Regions from separate parts of the Homo sapiens genome. Here region 2 is linked to region 1. Evidence: read pairs that join two places in POLR2A ChIA-PET (ENCODE). Cell type or tissue: Panc1. All regions are shown on one strand. Links, peaks and the distances in the headings refer to the core of each region. The heading gives the core; the rest is flanking DNA.

Evidence for each region. ChIA-PET counts read pairs that join two places held together with the same protein. Peaks named below come from ENCODE experiments on the same cell type or tissue, not always from the same donor. Only the 100,000 strongest peaks of a DNase experiment are listed, where the experiment ranks them.
Region 2: POLR2A ChIA-PET joins it to region 1 with 10 read pairs; 4 of 35 experiments call an interaction of 5 or more read pairs at or near these places.

What each region holds. Positions count from the first base shown.
Region 1 is chr20:32,466,300-32,474,622 of GRCh38, reverse strand. NOL4L (nucleolar protein 4 like) reads left to right here. Exons shown (of 11, transcript NM_001256798.2): 5 at 1-22. Among named protein-coding and RNA genes, the nearest start is that of NOL4L-AS1, 91 kb to the left of the region's middle. RefSeq lists enhancers at 1-83, 4,382-4,431 and a silencer at 4,012-4,061. In Panc1, for the core only: a CTCF peak has its summit at 4,187; no DNase peak of the experiment used is centred there.
Region 2 is chr20:32,585,747-32,594,069 of GRCh38, reverse strand. NOL4L-DT (NOL4L divergent transcript) reads right to left here and starts at 6,591. Exons shown (of 3, transcript NR_034152.1): 1 at 6,514-6,591. RefSeq lists an enhancer at 8,085-8,164. In Panc1, for the core only: no CTCF peak of the experiment used is centred there; a DNase peak (open chromatin) is centred at 4,659; H3K27me3 peaks cover 276 bases.

The DNA of each region.
Region 1 (8,323 bases), core at 276-8,275:
AACCTCCACAGTCAAGAGGACGGTGAGTGCCCCTTGGTGGCAGTTGAGGAGGGGCTGTGCCCGGCCCCCTGCTCCCAGTTGTCCTCAGGTGAGAGGTGTGGACACACTCCAGGGTGGCGGAATCTGGGCCAAGGCCTTTGGGTGGCTCAGGCCCAAGCTTGCACTGCCCCCAGTGTTCTCAGCATCTCCATGGGCCCCAGTGCCCCAGCTCCTGGCTCCTTCCTCCCAAAGATGAGGGAGAGAGCCCATAGGACTGGCAGCCTGCGGGGCGGGGGGTCTGCCTGGTTGCCGGGATGCCATGGGCTTCTGCAATGTGGGTTTCAGAGTTACCAGGGGCAGGCCTGGGAAGGTTCACAGTGTACCTAACCCAGAGCAGTTCCGCTGCCCAGCAAGGGAAACAAGCTGTGTTTCTGCAGCCACATGTGAGGCTATAGCCCAGGTCACCTGGTGAGTGACCAGGCAGTGCAGCTGCCCACATTCACCCTAGCCCCTTGGGATGCGATGCGGCTGGCTGGGGAGCTGTCCGGATTCTTCCCTAGCCCTGACCGCCTCCGCGCAGGGCCTGCCAGGCAGCCTACTCCAGCCTCCCTTGGAATAGAGGCTTCCTTCTCAGGGGTTGGAGAGTTAGGGTCAGGAATCAGACCCCAAAGATCCACCCCGGCCTCCACGTGGACTCCCCCAAGTGGTTGGGCTCTGGGACCCTGGCATCTACCTTGGTGTGCCAGGGTTGTGAGGTGGCCCTGTGAGCACAGCACCCCAGCATCGCCTTTGTTTCCGTGGAGGAGATGGTTGGGGGCAGGGATGAGTGAGCTGGGCCCAAGAACTGGGGTGTAGGAGCCGGAGCCAGCAATTAGGAGGGGTTGAAGGTCGAGGCCTGGAATGTGGGAGGGAGGTGCGGATTAAAAAGGGGTGTAATGTGAACTCTGTGAAACGGGTCAGCCTTAAAGAGTAAATAAGGGGTAGGAGCCTTGCTGTTTGGGTCAAAGTTCATCTCCATGGCAGAACCTGCGCGCCTGCCTCCCGAAGGCCTGAATCCGGCTTTGTTTGGGAGGAGACCCAGTCTGGAGGCAGCTGGAGGTGTCTGGGCCAGGGGCTGGGGAGCACAGGGAGTGGCTGCAGGAGGAGTGGGGTGCGTGGCTGCCGGCAAAGAAAAGGCTTTTGTGCTTGATGCCTCGTGAGGTCGGTGCGACCCCCTCGTGCTGCCAGCCTCCCAGGCCAGTGCCGCCTTCCAGCGTTCCCACGGGGGTGGGGACCGGCGGGGGCAGCCACGTGCTCTGGGGGGCTCTGGGGCTGGGACAAGCGCAGCAGCTGACCTCCCGCCTCAACTGAGCCGATTGAGGCCACGCCCAAGGAACACTGAGGGCGGTGCCTGCAGAGCCCAGCTGGGGCCACAGGCTGTGGTCCCCCACAAGAAGGGTCTGGGACAGTTGTTCAGAAACCCAGAGCAGTGGGGCTGAAGGGACCATGGTCCCCCTACTCATTCCCAAGCAGATCTCATGCTGTTATTCCTCATGACCACCCTTTGAGAGCGTGATCTCTCTTGGAGACACGTCCTGGGGAGGTCTGGTGATTTGGGGGCTGTCAGGATCAGGTAGCTGACAGTGGCATTTCTGTGGGGTCCATGGGGTTCCCTCAGCACCTGCTGCCCAGAGGCTGGCTGGCCTGGCCATGAGGATGAGGCTGAGAGATGCAGGGAGGCTGGGGGGTCTGTAGGTCCCCAAGAGCCCAGTGCGGGGTCAGCCTGGGGTAGTCAGACACCACCTTCCCCTCCTGATGGACACCAGAGCTGGGACAGGGAGGATGCTGTTGACCACAGGGCCGTGGGCCTCACTGTCCCCTCCGAGACACTCATGGAGTTGTGGGCCACCCCGCTGGCTGGCTGAGACCCTGGGCAGGGCACAGGCCTTGGGAAGGCCCAGGCAGCTGGCCTGGCCTCTGCTGCCTCTTCTGGGCCTGTGGGCCTGTTGGTGTCTGTCCAGAGCAGTGGGTTTCCAGCCTAGAGTCCTGGGCCATCTTCTGGCCCCCCTGGAGACATACAACCAGCCCCTCTTGAAGGTGCTCACGGTGCAGAAATGTGAGGTCCAGCTCCCATGAGTGAGTCAAGGGGCTCCCATCAGAGCACTCTCAGGCCCCTGTTATTGACGCAGGACTAGGCAGGGACAGCCCAAGCAGAGGCACCCGCTTTAGCCCTCTGTGTGCTCCACTCCCCGCCCGAGGGTCTCCATTGCAGAAGCCCCCCAACCCCACTGATGCCCAGGTGGGCTTGGTGTGTGGGCTCTGGCCTTCCGTCCTTCGTGGAAGTCTGAGGCCTGCTGTAAGGTCAGTCTTGGTCTCTGCCCTGCCCCTGGGACTCGGTTGCGAACATGGCCCATTGTCGGTACCTGCTGAATGTCTGTTATCCCCGAATGAACAAACGAACAAACATTTACTGAGACCTACCCAAGCACACCATTGCAGAGCAGATGGAGCTCCGCCTCTGATGGGGGATAAGTTGGGTTGTTTGTTTCTGGGGACATCCTTCCCATCTGAGTACCTGGGCCTTTTCTTTTCGCCGGGAGTGTGGGGACTCCCAAGGCTGTGCTGATGACACACCTGTGTTGGTCCGTTTGGTGTTGCTATAAAGGAATACCTGAGGCTGGGTAATTTATAAAGAAAAGAGGTTTATTTGGTTCACAGTTCCACAGGCTGTACAGGCATGGCACTAGCATCTGCTTGGCTTCTGGTGAGGCCTCAGGAAGCTTACAGACATGGCAGAAGGTGAAGGGGGAGCAGGCATGTCTCATGGTGAGAGAGGGAGCAAGAGAGAGGGAGGAGGTACCAGGCTCTTTTAAATAACCAGCTCTCGCATGAACTCATAGTGAGAACTCACTCCATACAGCACCCAGCCACTCATAAGGAATCTGCCCCTCATGACCCAGACACCTCCCACCAGGCCCACCTCCAACCCTGGAGGACACATTTCACCATGAGATTTGGAGGGGACCCAGATCCCAACCATATCAGCACCCCATCCCTGCTGACAAGTGATCCAGCCAGGAGTGATTTCAGGGAGCCAGGCAGTTAGCACAGATCTACAGCTGTGGATTTGTTGGGGCCCTTCTTTAAAGATTTTAACAAAGGCAGATGAAGGCTGAGTGGCAGAGCAAATCCCATGGCGGAGACCACTGGGCCCAAGAGTGAGTTGTGCGGGTGCCAGCTCTCACTCCCCGGGAGCTTGCCTCTGAGCTTCTACCGGGGTGAGTGTCTGCTCTCACTCCCCGGGAGCTTGCCTCTGAGCCTCTACCGGGATGAGTGTCTGCTCTCACTCCCCAGGAGCATGCCTCTGAGCCTCTACCGGGGTGAGTGTCCACTCTCACTCCCCGGGAGCATGCCTCTGAGCCTCTACCGGGGTGAGTGTCTGCTTGTCCTGAAACTGAGCCCAAGAGTGAGTTGTGCGGGTGCCACAGCTTTCACTCCCCGGGAGCTTGCCTCTGAGGTTCTACCGGGGTGAGTGTCTGCTTGTCCTGAAACACAGTTAGGCTTCTGCCCCCAACCCTGCCACTGGCTGCGAGTCTTGGTCTCCCAGACCTCTTTACACCAGTTCCCCACACTCTGAAGTCCTGGGATGCTCCCAGGTCCCTGCGATCACAGCCACTGGTGCTTGGCAGGGAGCACCACTCACAGTGCCCTCATCTCATGGGGAGGAAACTTAGGATCAGGGAGAGACTTGGGGCAACTCAGCCAGAGTTGGGGAGGTGCCAGTGCTTCTCCTCTCTCCCCTTTGGCAGGGGCAGGGGCCATGTGTGAGGGTCCCCAGAAGATGGGCAGGGCAGCTAGGGAACCAAAGAAGGCCCTCTCCACACACTTGGGGCGCTCCCTCCTTGGGGCCCAGGGCCATGCGGGCCAGCTCCTGCCACAGTTTCCTGCCCAGGCACGGGCCAGGTCCCCTAAAGACCCTCGGCCAAGCCCCGGCTGAGGCGTGGGCTTTCTTTTGGGTCTGAACAGGGCTCTGTGCACATCATAGGGTGTGGAGGGAGGATGCCTGAGAGACTTTGTCCAGAGGCACTGTGGTCTGGCGTTGCCTTGGGGCTGAACAGCACATCCGTCTGTACTTACGCCGCCACCTGTGGGATGATCTGTTTGATGCAGTCTCCTCCCCAAGTACCATAAGCACCCTGAGAGCCAGGCCTCCAGCACCCAGCACAGGGCCTGGCACCACGCAGGTGCTGGGGTGCTGTTTGTTGAATGAATGAGTGGATGAAAATGAACGAAGGCATGCACGGAGGCAGGTGAGCCAGTGCGCCTCCTGCAGGCCGGGGCTGGCCCAGGTTCCTGACCCGGCAGGCGGGGCCACTCCTTCCGTTTCCCCTGGATGTGCTTCAGCAGGCCTCTCACTCTGCCCCTTCCTGAGCGGAAAATGTGAGGCCCGTCTGGCCTCCAGAAGGGATGCGTGGGGGCAGGGAGCGGACATTACTCACCTCCTGGGCAGACAGGAAGCCAGCGCCAGGGGAGAGCAGGGGTCTGCTCGCTGGGCCTGCATCCGCCTTCTGCAGGGTGGGCAGTCGGGGGATTGCTGAGCAAGAGTCGTGTGGAGCCCTGGCTGGGGCAGGTCAGGGCCTGGTGTGTGCGCCTCTCAGATGAGGCCGCTCCTCCAACCTGGGCCTCGGGACACACGGGCTCCCGCACTGTGCAGGCCTGAGTCTGGACAAAGGCACTGAGGGCCCTTTGGCTCTTCCAGGTTCTTGGCCACTTTAGTCACACCAGCGTTGGCCTTGTGACACACAGGGGTGATGAGCCCTGTCCCCACCTCCCTGGAGGAGTCTGGGGTTTGGTTGAAGCCAAACAGGCACCAGTGTGGGACCCCTGCAGGCTGTCAGCTTGCTGAGGGCAGGAGCCACATCTTTGTAGAAATGTCCCTTATTTCTCCCCTTATTTCAGAAGTATTACAATTATTGTAGAAAAATAAAGGAGAAGGCCAGGTGCGGTGGCTCACGCCTGTAAGCCCAGCATTTTGGGAGGCTGAGGCGGGTGGATCACCTGAGGTCAGGAGTTTGAGACCAGCCTGACCAACATAGAAAAACCCTGTCTCTACTAAAAATACAAAATTAGCTGGGTGTGGTGGCACATGCCTGTAATCCCAGCTACTCCGGAGGCTGAGGCAGGAGAATTGCTTGAACCCGGGAGGCGGAGGTTACAGTAAGCCGAGACCACACCATTTGCACTCCAGCCTGAGTAACAAGAGCAAAACTCCATCTAAAAAAAAGAAAAAAAAGAAAAAAAAATAGAAAAATAAAGGAGGAAAAAAGAAAATGAAAAATAATGATGTCTGGGGCCCTATTTTTCTCAGACTTTTCTATGTATCTAAGTAACCAGAGCCTCATTTTCTTTTCAATGAGGCAGTATTGGCGCCTTTTTTCTCACATAGTCATTGGCCTCCCTGACACTGATGTGGGCCAGCCACAGTTCAAAGCTTGTCTAGTCAGTCCAGTGACTGGGGTCCCATTCCTGAGCCCGCTGTGTGCCCAGCCTGACCCTGCTGTGTGCCCAGCCTGACCCTGTGAGCCCAGAGCTATACATGTCGCTGTTCCACAGGGCAGGAAACATCGTCTCCGAGGGGAAGTAACTTGCCCAGACCACAGGGACTGGGTCTCTCCAGAGCCAGCGTTTTGGCCACTCCTGTGGAAGGACACTCAAGTCCCTGTTTTTCTTTCTTTCTTTCTTTCTTTTTTTTTTTTTTTTTTTTGAGATGGAGTCCCGCTCTGTTGCCCAGGCTGGAGTGCAAAATGGTGTAATCTCGGCTCACTGCAACCTCCGCCTTCCAGGTTCAAGCAATTGTCCTGCCTCAGCCTCCCGAGTAGCTGGGATTACAGGCGTGCACCACCACGCCTGGCTAATTTTTGTATTTTTAGTAGAGACAGTGTTTCACCATGTTGGTCAGGCTGGTCTGAAACTCCTGACCTCATGATCTGCCCGCCTCGGCCTCCCAAAATGCAGGGATTACAGGCGTGAGCCACCGTGCTTGGCCAAGTCCCTGTTTTTCATTGCTGGAAGTGGCGCTGCAGGGTGCCCCTCAGGGCTGGCCCCATGTGGCCTGAGTCTCCTGTCCTGGGCTTTATCCCCAGGCCCTAGCACTGAATAGGTGCTCAACCAACGGCCACTGAGTCACTCTTGGCAGAGATGGGGAATCAGAGAAAGGGCCTGGGAGGAGGTGGCCTGGGAAGCTGGGCAGAGGCGTGGCAGCAGGGGGCTGGGAAGGGAGGAGGTGCCCGATGCCAGGATTGAGGGTTTCTTGGGTCACCTGTTTCCAAAAGCTCCCTATGACCCCAAGCTCCAACCAGGAGAGAAGGGCAGAGAGGCCACAGCCAGGCCATCTGGGGAGGGTCTGGCATGGAAGGGTTCTGGGAGGATGGAGTGGTCGGGCCCAATATGTGGCATCCTGTAGGCAGGTCCTGGGTGCTGTGCCATGGATCTGGCCGGCCCTTCCCCGAAGTATGGTCTTGAGCTAGCCGATCCCCCAACTCTGGGCCACAGCTTCTCTCTGTGACATGGCCTGGGGGCTGTGGCCCCTCATCCTGGCATGCCCCCAGGAGCTCTTAGTGAGAAGACCAAGGCTTCCTACCTCCTGGCCCCTGCTGCCCTTGGGTGGGGCCCTCCACCACCCAGAAATGCAAACTGGGCAGCAGGGCGGGTCTCTGGGGAGCAGGTGTGTTTCCTGAGTGCCCAGGGCTCGGTATTTACAGCAGCAGTGCTGTTGGCCTCTTCTCCTTGGCCCGGCCCCCTCCCCTGTGTGCCTCCTCCCTGGCCTCCAAGAGGTCTGCAGGGAAGTGTGGGGGCACACAGAGCTCAGATCTTGCTCAGTTCCCTCCTTGCCAGGCAGCCTTGGGCGGGTGCCAACCCCTTGCTGGGCTGGGGGTGATCATCTTGGCCCACCTTGCCAGGCGGTTGAGGACCAGATGTGGACAGCACAGGCCCATTGGGGGCCAGGCTGGGACTGGATGTGGGCGGTCTTCCTCACCTCCCCCAGATTCTCTGAGCCCTGCGCACCACCCCGTTGGTCCAGTCTTGCCTCCTCAGCCAGCCTGGTCTCCCTTGGTCCCCTCTGCCATGGAGGCCTGTGGGACCCTGACTGCAGCTTACCTCACAGCCACCCTCAGCGGCATCCCCACCCCTGCTCTCAGCTCCCAACCACCGCCCGGGTTGTGCTTCTTCGTAAAGGGAGCCGGGCTAGGGGGTCCTTGGTGTCAACCAGACCCAGGCACTCACAGCTTGTCCTGAGTCCCTGTCCCTCCCTCCCCACCCACATGTGCCAGGCCCTGTCCAGGGACCCCAAGTTCCCAAGACCCTGCTTCTCAATCTGGCAAATGCCAGACCCATCCAGGTGCCCACACTGATGGGCAGCTAAGCAGGCAGCGAGGAGTCAGTGCTGCCATCCAAGGAGAAGGTGCCAGGCAGAAGTGTGCTTCTGGCTTCTGGTACTCAGGGTGCCATGGGGTGTCCCCAGCACAGCGTGAAGCCGTTCAAGTGAGGGATCAGGCAGGAAGCCATAAGGCTGATGGGGAAGGAGCTGGTGGGAGTAACGACCAGGCCACCCGGGCTCAGAGACCATTACCCGCATTACCCCTGTGCCGCGGCTCTTTCTAGTGTCCTCCTCAGGTGATGCCCACCCTCCCCTGGGCCCATCCCTGGGTCACAGCAGCCCTCTCCCACCAGGAGGCACAGAACTCCGGCCTGCTGCTGCCTCCCCGTGGACCCAACACTCATGGCCAGACGTCTGCTCTGGTCAGTATTGCATGGCAGGAGGTGTGGCCCCTGCACCAGCCTCCCTGGGCTGGCCTGTGAAAGGCTTCTCTTGCAGTGGGCTTTTAAGCCAAGCCTTCTCCCCAACACCTGCTCATTATGGCTGTGTCCATTGCCCTGACCCTAATTCTCACAGCTGAGGCCAGAAACCAGAGCTGGGCCCCATTCTCTGGGTGCAGGTCCCACCCACCCCCACCCCAGGAGCAAGAGCTGTTTGTTCCTCCTCAAGGCTCCAAATACCCACAACAGATGAGCAGGCGGCGGCCTCCTGGCCTCCCCTCCCCCAGGAGCAGAGAGCTGGGGCCCAAGCCTTCCAGGGATTGGCTGTGGGCCACACTGGCAGTCCCGGGTCACAGGAAAGTGTCCATCATCAGCTGGGCCGCAGGCGGCACAGACAATGCTGGGCTGTGCTGGGCCCCGGCCCGCCAAGGGGTGAGAGACGCTGGGAGACAGCACCGAGAGATCCCTTTATCCAGGAGTGGGCAGGGCCTACACAGCCCTGGCCTTGTCTGGGATGCTGGGGAGGACAAGCTCTGGGGCCTGAGGA
Region 2 (8,323 bases), core at 150-8,149, 120 kb before region 1:
AAGTGCTGGGATTACAGGCGTGAGCCACCGCACCCGGCCGGTGTTCTCAGAAATCTGGTCACACTCACGGTGGTTGGGGCATGGGATGGTTTCAGTGGCCTAGTCATTCAATGCTTTCAGTGGTCAGGTCAGTATGGCTCCAGCAACATGCTCTGAATATGAAGGAGGCGGTTTCTCAAAGGGATTTCAAGATGCTGTTACCAGGAGAAGAAAGTTGCTATGCAGGTAAAAGCAGCAGCCCATCTTGGTGGATGGCGAGTGCCGCGGACTTGAGAGGAGGATGGGCACTTTCCCAGCCCAGGCCCCCGGCGGTTCTGAGGCTGAGGCATGTAACTCAGGGCTGGTGTGGTCAGGGCAGGCTTCATGGAGGAAATGGCCTGGAAGGAAGACCTGAGCAATTAGGTAGGGTCTGGGTAGACAGAGCGGGCATTGCAGGAGAAGGGGCCAAGAGAACAGAGGTGCAGAGGTGAGAATGAGCCGTAAGTGTTTGGCTGCCTGTGACATGCCAGGTCCAGAGAGCTGGTAGAGGGAGGTGAGGCTGAAGCTAGATGTTAGAGGTTCTCGAAGGCCAGGCACACTCTGGCCTGACTAGCAGGCCTCTTACAATATATAGGTCAGGGGGAAACAGTGGCTTCATTGCTCAGCAGCCTCCCATGGCTCCCTCCCCATGTCCCACCAGGGAGGCCCAAGGCTTAGCCAAGCATTCAGAGCCCCAGCATGCCCACTGCTGGGCCCTGGTGCTCTCCCAGGTGGGCATGCCCACCACAGTGCAAACAGATCGCTCCCTTTTCCCTCCAGACCTCCACTCGGCTGCTTCTCTGGCCTAAAACACACTCACCCTTTGGTATCTCCATCTACCCGCTGAAGGCCGGTTAAAGGTCTCAGCCTTAAGGAAGCCTCCCATGGAAAGCACCTACTCTCAGTTTTCAACTCCCAGAGCTCTTCCTTTTTATTTTTATTTATTATTTATTTATTTATTTATTTTTGAGATGGGATCTCACTCTGTCACCCAGGCTGGAATGCAGTGGCCACTGAAAGCACTCCATGCCCCCCTGACCACTATGATTGTGACCAGATTTCTGACAATCGTAGCTCACTGCAGCCTCCAACTCCTGGGCTCAAGCAATCTTCCTGCCTCAGCCTCTTGAGTAGCTGGAACTACAGGTGCACACCACCACACCCCACTAATTTTTAAAATTTTTTGTAGAGATGGGGTCTCACTATGTTGCCCAGGCTGGTCTCAAGCTCCTGGCCTAAAGTAAACCTCCTACCTTGGCCTCCCAAAGCCATGAGATTATAGGTATGAGCCACGGTGCCCAGCCAAGAGCTTTTTTTTAGTGTTTTTTTTTTTCTTTTTTCTTTTTTTTTGAGACAAGACTGGAGTGCAATGGCATGATCTCAGCTCGCTGCAACCTCTGTTTCCCAGGCTCAAGCGATTCTCCTGCCTCAGCCTCCCGAGTAGCTGGGATTACAGGCGTGCACCACCACACCTGGCTAATTTTTGTATTTTTAGTAGAGATGGGGTTTCACCATGTTGGCCAGGCTGGTCTTAACTCCTGACCTGAAATGATCCACCCACCTCAGCCTCCCAAAGTGCTGGGATTACAGGTGTGAGCCACCGTGCCAGGCCCGTTTTTTTTTTTTTTTTTTTTTTAATGCCCATTGGCCCAGCCAGCCTGAGTGGGGCGGGATGGCAGTAATGTGCCCTGGCTTTAGAGCCAGGCAAATCTGGGTGCAAACCCTCCTCTTGCCCCACCACTAGCTGTGCGACCTCAGCACATTTAAGCCCTGTATGAGGCTTAAATGTGGTTATAGGTACGAAGTTCTTGGCACATAGTAGGCCCTCATGCAGCTCTCACCATTTTGGTTATTTGAAATATGTCCACTTCAACCCTCTATGAGCTCAGGCCAGGCAGGAACCACACTTGTTTTTTTTTCTGCCTGCACTGCCTGGCACACAGAAGGGGACTGACTTGTAAGGGCTGACCTATCAATTTTCCTGGGCTGGGCAGACCCAGGCTCCCCTCCCCTCCCTGCCTGGGTGAGGCTGGGGTAGGCCCGAGGGCCCTACACCTGCTCCCTGAGACTGACCCAGCAGGCTGCTGGGTGCCAGCATCCAGCATCAATAAATTACTGGTGAGTTCAGGTGACGGGACAGATCCAGTGTCAGCTTCCTTTGTGTCCTGCAGAGAGGCTCAGGCCCTGGGATCCCCCTTCACAGGCCTCCCCCAACAAGGGCTCCATCAAAATGACAGAGTTGCCCACCTACTGTGTGCCAGGCCCCACCTAGGCACTTTGCACCGTATTTGATTGACGCTTCACAAAGATTCTGCAAAGCAGGCACTAGCTCCGTTTTACAGATGAGGAAACCGAGGCTTAATGAAGGGAAGTGACTTGCCAAAGACAAAATGAATATAAGCAAAAAAGGCCCCTGCCTCTCCAATTCAGCAGAAATCTTCCTGGATCTCATTGCAGTGTATAGTCAAAATACACACACACACACACACACACACACACACACACACACACACACACACTCTCTCTCTCTCTCTCTCTCTCTCAGGGATTTTCATTCATTCATTTATTCAGTAAACACATATGGGACACCTACTACGTGTCAGGTATTGTTCTGGATGTTGGAGATACTGCAGTGAACAGGACAGAGCTCTGCCCTCTAGGAATGTACATTCCAGTAGGTGAGATGAACAGAGACAGGAAACAAATACATATGTATTATAAAGGAAGGTGGCACTGAGTCCATGAGGATGAATCAAGTAAGGAACGGGAATGGAGGGCCACTGGGGGACTTTTAAGAAGGGCAGTCAAGGAAGGCTCCTCAGGGGAGGTGACATTTGAATGAAATCCCTCGACAAATTAGTTCTCTTATCTCTTTATGCTTTAGTTTCTGGAAAAAAGGGGATGCTGGACTCGAGCGGGTCTCAAACTCTGCAAGGTGGACAGAATTTTTTCCCACTCAGTCGTAATTCCACAGGCAGTGTGGCGCGGGCCACTGCAGGAGTAGAGACACTTTTCTCCTCCCCTCCACTTTGCCCAGTGCTCCATCTTCTGGTCCAAAGGACCCTTAGGGCACTTAGAGTGGGACTTCTCGAAGGTGCTGATCTGGGCGCCCCGCTCCCCTGCCATGTGTTCTCATGGCAACTTTTTTTTTCTGAGACAGAGTCTCACTCTGTTGCCCAGGTTGGAGTGAAGTGGTATGATCTCGGATCACTGCAACCTCTGCCCGCTGGGTTCAAGCAATTCTCCTGCCTCAGCCTGCGGAGTAGCTGGGATTACCGGTGCCCACCACCACACCTGGCTAATTTTTGTATTTTTAGTGGGCGGGGGCGGGTTTCACCATATGGGCCAGGCTGGTCTCGAACTCCTGACCTCAGGTGATCTGCCCACCTTGGCCTCTCAAAATGTTGGGATTACAGGCGTGAGCCACCACACCCAGCCTCATGGCAACTTTTTGTTTTTAATTCTAAACCCATTTGTTATGATTTTTTTTTTCTTTTTTGAGACAGTCTCACTTTGTCTCCCAGGCTGGAGTGCAGTGGCACAATCATAGCTCACTGTAGCCTCTACCTCCAGGGCTCAGGCAATCCTTCCACCTCAGCCTCCCAAGTAGCTGGGACTACAGGTGCACACCACCACCGCTGGCTAATTTTTTTGTACTTTTTTGTAGACACGGGGTTTGGACATTTTGTCCAGGCTGGTCTTGAATTCCTGGGCTCAAGCAATCCACCCACCTTGGTCTCCCAAAGTGCTGGGATTACAGGGGTGAGCCACTGTGCCTGGCCTGTCATGATCTTTTGAAAGTCAGCTAGTCCCTGAGCTTCATGGGTCAGGTCCCTCTTGTTTATTACTGTATTCCAAACACCAAGCATGGTGGCTGACATACAGAAGATGCCCAAATAAACGTCTGAATGATGGATGGGCATAATGACAATAGGAGCTAGCATTTGTTGAGTGCTTATTCTCACGACAGCCCTGTGAGTTAGGGATAATTATTAATATTCCCATTTTATCGGCATTGAACACTGAGGCTTAGAGAGATTAAGGGACTCAGTCACTCAACAGCAGAGCCTGTTAGGAGAAGCACAATAAATGCTGATGGATGGATTGATTATGGAGGAAGCATAGTAGCATGGTGGAAAATGCTGTAGACTTCAGTCTAGCACCTGCTTTTTGAGGATAAGCCCATTCATTCATTCATTCATTCATTTGGTTGGTTGGTTGCTTATTTATCCATTTATTCAATAACGTTTAAGCCTTAGCTCCTGTGCTGGGCACTGGTCGACACAGGTAATGAGGCCATCGTGAAATGCTGTGGTCAGAGCTGGGAGGGGGAAAGCCCAAGGCTCTATGAGTGACCAGAGAAAGCCCCTGACCCAACCTGAGAGGTCAGGAGGCCTTTCTAGAGAGGTGGGCGTACAGCAGCGGCTCAGCATGGCTGGCAGACTGCAGGGGGATGCTATAGAATAGGGGGATGGCAGGTGGTGGCACAAGCCCTTGATAGAAGGGGCACCAGCACCCAGTGGTGGTAACTACCTCTCCCCAAGGCTCTGGGGCCTCTCTGCTCTTCCTGGCCCTTGCGTGGACAGGCCTCTGTGGGAGCCTGAGTCACTCTGCCCCACCCCAGGCCTGGAACTTCCTGTGGCACAGTCAGGGCCACCTCACTGTCAAGTTGCAGGCATCCCCGCTCATCTGGGCCCAGGGTCAGAGCTCAGTGAAAGGCAGGTGATCTGGGCCAAATCAGGCAAAGGCCAGGTACCTGGTTCTGTCCTGCGGCCCTGAGCCTCTTTGCTCCTGTGGGACTCAGTTTACCCATCTATCAGAGGCAGGGTTTGGACTGTATACTCTGAGAACCCTTCATCACCAAGCTCTTGTGACCCATTACATTACTATCTGTATTCAGAGTGGACGTGAGCCCTGGGGGCTTGGACTCCCTGTGCTTCAACTCCAGTCTCCCTTGGACACCTGGACGAAGTGTGGAAAAAAAAAAAAATCCAGAGGCCGGGCATGGTGGCTCATGCCTGTAATCCCAGCACTTTGGGAGTCCAAGGCGGGAGAATCACTTGAGCCCAGGAGTGATTACGTTACTATCTGTATTCAGAGAGGACGTGAGCCCTGGGGGCTTGGACTCCCTGTGCTTCAACTCCAGTCTCCCTTGGACACCTGGACGAAGTGTGGAAAAAAAAAAAAAAATCCAGAGGCCGGGCATAGTGGCTCATGCCTGTAATCCCAGCACTTTGGGAGCCCAAGGCGGGAGAATCACTTGAGTCCAGCCTGGGCAACAAAGAGAGACTCTGTCTCTACAAAAAATAATTAAAAAAAAAATAGCTGCGTGTGGTGGTGCATGCCTGTGGTCCCAGCTACTGAGGAGGCTGAGGTGGGAGGATCACTTGAGCCTGGGAGGTAGAGACTCCAGTGAGCAGCAATTGCACCACAGCACTCAGCCTGGGAGACAGAGCGAGACCCTGTCTCAAAATTTTTAAAAATGCAGAGGATCTCCTGGCCTTTGATTCATGGGGCAGCCTACTTTTTCCTTTGGCAGGTGTCTGGAATGGAAATCAAAAAAGAGCAGCTGCCCCCTGGGACCGTGATTGCATCCCCCCAGGAGTTGGGCATTGTGGGAGACTTACCCCACACCCCACCCAGCATGCCCCTCCTAAAGGACCCCAGTGACACGGATAGGCTGAAGACCCAGGGTCTGTTTCTGCAAAAGTGGGGATGGGCCGCAGTAGGCTGTTCTCACTCCTTGGCTGTTCCACTCTCCCAGGAGCCCTTGGGGCAAGAGGCTGGGACGTGCCTGGTGCAGTGAGCTGTCACACAGTAGGGACACCTCCAGGCCTCTGACCTCCAAGACCACAGACCTCTGGACCCCTGCAGCTGCCCTCCTCTCCTCACTTCTTCTCTACCCCACAGTCCTGCTCGTTTAAAACTCGCCAGTAGCTCCCATAGCAGCTGGAATGCCATCCAAAGTATTTCCCAGGGTCTTCAAGACTCCTGCCCTCCAACCCCTCCTCCCTCACTTCAGTCTCACCACACTGGACACCTTCCAGCTTCTAGAAAATGCCAATCTCCTTCCACCTTGGGGCTTTTGCCCTTGCTCTTCCCTCATCCTGGAATGCAGGAACAGCATGCCTTGGCACCTGTCATTTAAGTCACTGCTCAGATGCTACCTCCTTAGAGGGGCCTTCCCTGATCCCCCTAAGAAAAGCAGCCCCTTCTTTGCATTATTTGCTATCACAGCTCTCTCTTTCCTTCGTGGCCCATTCCCCGGGCTGTTGTGATCAATAGCTGGTTTGTTCAATAGCCATCTTCCATACCCATTGGTGCACTCCCGTAGGGCAGGGACCTTGGGGATCCCATGACCATATCCCAAGCCCCTGCTGCACAATGGCTGCTAAACAAATGTTTGTTGAATGAATGAAGCACAAAAAGTGCCAACAATGCCTGTCTTCCTCCTTGAATACTTCGAGGCCCCATGAGGGAGAAAATGGCACTTACTGGGCACCCGTCACAGCTCAGGCACTCTCATCCTGTTGAATCTCTACATCTGTGACATCCTGTCCCGCTATACAGATGATGAAGTAGGGGCTCAGTGACCTGCCTGAGGTTACCCAGCAAAGGGTGGAATGATGGCTTCATTCCATTGTGAAGTAGCCAAGTGGGACCTGTGAGCATGAAGAATGCCACGCCAAATAATCATCAGGATTCACTTCCAAATCTGACTCCACCCGAAGCCCATGTTCTTTTCATTATACTATACATTCTGCTGTGCCAGAACTCAGCCCAAGATTGACAACCAGGTTTTTAGCTTCTGAAAGGCAGGCAAAGACCCAGCCTGGGTGGAGAGGTGGTCCGGCTTAGTGGTTATTGAAGTGGGTCCTGGAACTGGACAGAGAGACCAGGGCTCACACAAGGACCCCACCACCCAGGCACAGGGCATATTTGCCACAGTTATCATTACCATTGCCAGGCTAGAGCATCTCTGCTCTCAGGAAGAGTGTGCTGGAAGGATAACCGTCAAGGGACACATGGAAAAAGTCAGGGTCTGAGCTTCTTAATCACAGAAGCCCCTGCGCCCCTGGGGCTGGCCTTTGGGTAGTGCCTTCCCCGCTCTGAGTGGTCACCTCTTAAAAACGGGCATGCATACCAGCATAGATCCAAAAAGAGCTCTTGAGAAGATAAAGAGGAAAAATGACTGTGGAGTTGTTGGTGTATATAAAGTAACATGAAATGTAAATTATCTAAAAATAATCTCCCATGTGAAATGCAGAGAGAGGTTGGGGCTTGGGAGACCTCTAGGGTTCTTTCAGCATTTACTGGCACCTACTGTGTGCCAGGTGTTGTGCTAGGGCCTGTGCATATGAGGATGGGTCAGATATGGCCCTGAGCATCTGGAGCTCCCTGTCTACTGGGGGAAGTGAGCCAGGTATACACAGCGTGGGGCTCTCTCCGAGCGCGGTGAAAGGGGAAGAGTTTGTGTGTGATATGGCAGCAGCAGCCAGATGCACATGAGCTGAAACCCACCCCTCCTTCCTGCATGACCTTGAGCAGGTCAGGCCACCTCTCCAAGCCCCAGGTCTTCGTCTGTAAAATGGAGCCATTCCCTCTGCCTCTCAGAGTTGCCAGGACATGGCACGTAGTAGGTCCTGGGGTGGGGGACTTTGGGATGGGAGTAGACAGTAGTTCCTACGCAGGAAACGGTCCTGCACTAGACAAAGTCTGGGCCTCAGGACTTGGATGGTGACTTGCCTGCAGGAGTGTCATGGGGACATGGGGTGGACCCCCGGGGACAGCTGGGAGAGAAGTGCAGCAATTCCTCATGACCTGTTAAGGAAGTGGGGGGTAGGGGCACAGAAATCCTGGGGAATTGGCCTGTGCCTTTATTTATGTTGGTAATTTCATTAAGGGGGAGGGGACCAGCTAGCTCTACCCAAGGTCAGATCTGCCCAGGTAGGAGGGGGGCGGTGGGGCTACCTGAGTTTACTCAGCAAGAGATTCTAGGTCAAGGCGCACTCAGGAAGGCAGGGTGTCTCAGGATGAGTTTGTGGATGTGTTGAGAGTTTTCTGAAGCGGAGGTGGGATTGGGCTGAGGCCACAGGCGACTTCCCAGGGGGCCTGGGCCTGTCCCAGAGCAGTGGGGCAGGCAAGCAGAGGCAAAGCTGGCCAAACTTCGGGGAATTCAGGGTGAGGCAAAAGGAGAGGAAGTTTGGGGGCCCCGAAGGGCGGCGATGTGGGGTTCCCCCAGGGGAACACTGCTCTTCTGGCTTCGGCTCACGGGAGAGGTCAAGTCACTTGCGGGAGCGAGGGA